2 separate regions of the Homo sapiens genome follow, and region 2 is linked to region 1. The links are chromatin loops, found by intact Hi-C in ENCODE. Cell type or tissue: heart right ventricle. All regions are shown on one strand.

Region 1 (2,500 bases):
TAATCCCAGCACTTTGGGAGGCTGAGGTGGGTGAATCACCTGAGGTCAGGAGTTTGAGACCAGCCTGGTCAACATGGTGAAACCCTGTCTCTACTAAAAATACAAAAACATAGCCAGGCATCGTGGTGCACGCCTGTAATGCCAGCTACTTGGGAGGCTGACACAGGAGGGTCGCCTGAACCTGGGAGGCAGAGGTTGCAGTGAGCCGAGATTGTGCCACTGCATTCCAGCCTGGGCGACAGAGCGAGACTCTGTCTCCTAAAAAAAAAAACAAAAAACCTTTACTCTTTTCCATAAGAGCATCCTTGGTCATAGCCGGGCACGGTGGCTCACGCCTGTAATCCCAGCACTTTGGAAGGCCAAGGCGGGCAGATCACCTGAGGTCAGGAGTTTGAGACCAGCCTGGCCAACATGGCGAAACCCCGTCTCTACTAAAAATACAAAAATTAGCCAGGCATGGTGGCATGCGCCTGTAATCCCAGCTACATGGGAGGCTGAGGTGGGAGAATTGCCTGAACTCAGAAGGCAGAGGTTGCAGTAAGCCGAGATTGCCCCACTGCACTCCAGCCTGGGCAACGGAATGAGACTCTCTCTCAAAAAAAAAAAAAAAAAAAAAAGAGCATCCATGGCATCCTTGGTCAATGTCCAATGAACATGGTTTTATGTTTCACCTAAGTAATTTTACCAACACCAAAAACTGTTAAAGTTCAATGTACCCCACAGTATATTAGTCCTTGCAGAGCCAAGAACACATAGAAGAAGGAGAATGGGGCAGGAAGTAAGAGAGGAAACATAACAGCCAGCCCCAATTGACCATATCCTTTTCCATTCCAGGGTTATCTGACTGTCAAGGCAGTGCCGATACCAAAGTGTTTCAGTCCACGCTGCATGCCTGCTGCCAGAAAACAATATTGCAGGAGAAACAGAGAGACAAACTCTGGGATCCACAGAATTAGGGTGCTATCCTAATTCTGCCACCTGCTGGCTGGGTGACCTTAGCCAAGTCACTTAACCTTTTCAAACTTCCTCACTGAAAAAAGAAGGTGGTTGGAAGAATTGAATAGCATTTACAAGGCACCCAGCACAAAGCCTGCCACATAGCAGGCATTCAAAAATGGCAATGCCTTCCCAAATGCAATTGAACTAAAAGCACTATCTGTGGCATTACCTCTTAAAGAAACAGACCTATGAGGCTCATGTCTGCATCACTTCTATCATTTATGTAATGTAGATGGATGGGAACCCCTCCCCCAATCCATCCATGCTCAACTCCAGGGTTACCTGCACTGTTATAACTGGCCCTCCATTCTGATAGAGGAGAGGCTTCATCTTGGGCAGAAGGACTCCCAACCACTTGTCCACAGCTGCCAGGTAATCTGGAAAACAAGAAAAGTTTAACACAAGCTTGTCCAACCCCAGCCTGTAAGCCACATGCAGCCCAGGATGGCTTTGAATGTGGCCCAACACAAATTCGTAAACTTTTTAAAAACATTCTGAGTTTTCTGGCTGGGTGCGGTGGCTCACGCCTGTAATCCCAGCACTTTGGGAGGCTGAGGCAGGCAGATCACCAGATGTCGGGAGTTCGAGACCAGCCTGACCAACATGGAGAAACCCCATCTCTACTAAAAATGCAAAATTAGCCAGGCTTGGTGGCGCATGCCTGTAATCCCAGCTACTTGGGAGGCTGAGGCAGGAGAATTGCTTGAACCCGGGGGGGCGGAGGTTGCGGTGAGCCAAGATCGCACCATTGCACTCCAGCCTGGGCAACAAGAGTGAAACTCTGTCTCAAAAAAAAAAAAAAAAAAAATTATGATTTAGTACAAAGAGACACCAGTGCAGCCTTATTACACCAGGGCTGGCAGCAGAGATCAGGATATACAGGACTCGACAAGTACCTTCTGAAGTAAAAGTCTCATAAAAGTTGTCCTGCATGTAGTTGTCTCCTCAGCTGAGCTCCTCAGGGGACGAGGACCAGTGTGCCTGTATCCATCTGCTATGGTTGGAATGTTTGTCCCTCTGAAACTCATGTTGAAATCGAATCCCCAATGTGGTAGTATTGAGAGGTGGGGCCTTTAAGAGGTGTTGAGTCATGAGGGCTCAGCCCTCATAAGTAGATCAATCCACTCATGGATTAATAGATTAATAGGTTAATGGATTCATGGGTCATCATGGGAATGGGACTGGTGGCTTTATAAGAAGAGGGAGAGAGATCTGAGCTAGGACACTCAGCCCCCTCACCATGTGATGCCCTGTGCCCCCTCAGGACTCTGCAGAGTCCCCACCAGCAAGAAGGCCCTCACCAGATATAGCCCCTCCACCTTGAACTTCTTGGCCTCCATAACTGTAGGAAATAAATGCTTTTCTTTATAAATTACTCAGTTTCAGGTATTCTGTTACAAGCAACAGAAAACAGACTAAGACCATCCTTGCCACAGGACACAAAGCCTGGAGCATAGAACATATCCAAGCAATGTTTGCTGAATGAAGAAAAGAGTGACTG
Region 2 (2,500 bases), 110 kb before region 1:
AAGTGAAGATCAAGACCTCAGCCAAGACCACTGCCAATGAAGCTCCGCAATCCCCAAGCAGAAGGCGCTTGGGTGAGGGGTCTTCCTGACTCAAAAGGACTTGAAGCTATGTTGCCAGGCCACTTCACACTGGTTTGAGGCCATGTCAACTATTGAATCAAAGAATGTGGTTGGCTGATGCCTTCCAAGTCACTCACAGACACATACATTTGGACAAATTTTTCTCTTCTCTCTTCTTGAATATCCTTTTTCTTGACTATCTCTGGCCTTCCTTCTCACCCTGGCCTCTCAGATCCCAGTTGTCAGGAGAACATTGCACATCTTGATTGCTGGCCCCTGCATATCCATGATGAGAAACTAGCAAACAGGTTGCTGATCCAAAATGTAGAGATCATTGCTACCGCATATGGCCAGTTAAATGGAATTTTTTTTTTTAAACTAAAAAGCGAAAAAGGAGTGGCTGATTCCTGTAATCCCAGTGCTTTAGGAAGCTGAGGTGGGAGGATTGCTTGAGGCCAGTAGTTCAAGATGAGCCTGGGCAATATAGCAAGACCCCTATCTCCCCAAAAATTAAAATTAGTCAGTCATGGTGGCTTGCACCTCTAGTCTCAGCTACTTGGGAGACTAAGGCAGGAGGATCACTTGAGCCCAGGAGTTCAAGGTTACGGTGAGCTATGATTGCACCACTGAACACCAGTCTGGGTGACAGAGTGAGACCCTGTTTCTTTAAAAAAATCTCTTTTTTAAAAACCAACAAATACATTTTTGTATTTTTAAAAAAACTAAAAATCTTTTTTAAAAAGAAAATGACTTCATTTTTTTTCTTAATCTTTTTTTGGCACATCTTCTTGGCCTTCGGTCTTGGGAAATGACTAAGAATCATTTTCTGCTTCCTACTTCTATCAAAAAACCCCACTTGAACTTAGTACAGTTGGGTGAGGGAGATAACTCGTGCTCACAGGAAGCCACGCACCCTTGAAAGGCACCGGGTCCTTCTTAGCATCGTGCTTCCTGAGCAAGCCTGGCATTGCCTCACAGACCTTCCTCAGAGCCGCTTTCAGAAAAGCAAGGTAAGCAGGGACGGGGACATTCCCAGGGTCTTGGGTCGCACACTGCTTTCTGGACCTGGCTGAGATGCTCAGGCCCCTCACGAGTCTAGGGCTTACACTTGGCACCTACCTTGCAGCCCACACACCTTCTACCTGTCCCCACACCCTCTGAGCCCTCATCTGATGGGCACTAATTTATGCAGGACTCTCTTCCTGCACACATCTGGCCTGAGTCCACATGCCCCAAATAAATAGATCATTTTCATAAAAAATATACACTTGTCTGCTTCTTGCTTCTAGCAAGACTCCCAGGCAAGAAATACCACACACGCAAGGCCTACAGAATAATTCCAGACACTTACCAGCTGTGTCTCCTGGCTTTTTGTTCTCCTGATAATTTCCTAACTCCTCAGCCTTGTTTATGCCTTTCATTTTCACTGGTAAAATGGTGGAGAAAGACTAGAATTGTTAGTCATTCAACAAACTTTTTTGGAGACTCTGTGATGTAACAGGTGTTCAGTATCTATTTGCATGAGTAAACCAAAATCTTTTTTCTTTCTTTTTTTCTTTTTCTTTTCTTTCCTTTTTATTTTTTATTTTTTTTGAGACAGGATTTCACTCTGCTGCCCAGGTTGAAGTGCAATGGTGCCATCATAGCTCACTGCGCCTTGAACTCCTGGGCTCAAGGGATCCTCCTGCCTCAGCCTCCTGAGTAGCTGGTACTATCAGCACGTACCACCACACCCAGCTAACTTTTAAAACAATTTTTTGTAGAGACAGGGTCTCCTTATGTTGCTCACGCTGGCATGGAGCTCCTTGGCTCAAGTGATCCTCCCTCCTCGGCCTCCCGACGTGCTGGGATTATAGGCGTGGGCCACTGCACACCTGGCTTCAAAAGCCCTTTCTTGAGAAACACAGTTTGGGCATTGGGTGTGTGGTGGTGGGGGTGTGGGGAGAGATCGAATGTGAATTTACTGACGAATGTGAAAAGGATTTTAACAAGGAATGTGAGGGTCCCACAAAAGCCTCAAGAAGGAAGCAAGGGAGTGGCCTTGAGTCGGAAAGCCCTTCAGCCCTGAATTGCTCTGATACACATGTCAGCATGTGATTAATTTTAAGAAGATTTCAACCTCTTTATCTGCCAATTTAGATAGGAAGTGAAGGTGGTTGGGGAGGTAGAGGTTTTATTTCTGGCTGTGATGTGTGTTTTCTAGATCCATCAGGTGAATTCCCACTCTAATAGGATTCTGTGCGTAGAATTGATTTTTACGTGCAGTTTGATGATGATCATGATCATATAAAATACACCCAATTGAGAATTGTTCAACTGATTTTGTCATCCCTGAAAGTGATTTCAGTAACCCCAGACTATGAAATATCTTTTTGAAACACATCCTCAAAGAACACCTGCTTGAAAGGGGGTTTTACGATCCTCACTTACAAATGAGAGA

The links. Peaks named below come from ENCODE experiments on the same cell type or tissue, not always from the same donor. Only the 100,000 strongest peaks of a DNase experiment are listed, where the experiment ranks them.
Region 2: it touches region 1 in a loop (2.7-fold over the local background); 73 of 110 quality-filtered maps call a loop at or near these places.

The regions. Positions count from the first base shown.
Region 1 is chr3:33,064,182-33,066,681 of GRCh38, forward strand. It overlaps GLB1 (galactosidase beta 1), which reads right to left. Exons shown (of 16, transcript NM_000404.4): 5 at 1,282-1,376. Among named protein-coding and RNA genes, the nearest start is that of GLB1, 32 kb to the right of the region's middle. In heart right ventricle, a CTCF peak has its summit at 1,022 (motif pointing left); no DNase peak of the experiment used is centred here.
Region 2 is chr3:32,950,621-32,953,120 of GRCh38, forward strand. CCR4 (C-C motif chemokine receptor 4) reads left to right here and starts at 1,024. Exons shown (of 2, transcript NM_005508.5): 1 at 1,024-1,070. In heart right ventricle, no CTCF peak of the experiment used is centred here; a DNase peak (open chromatin) is centred at 1,080.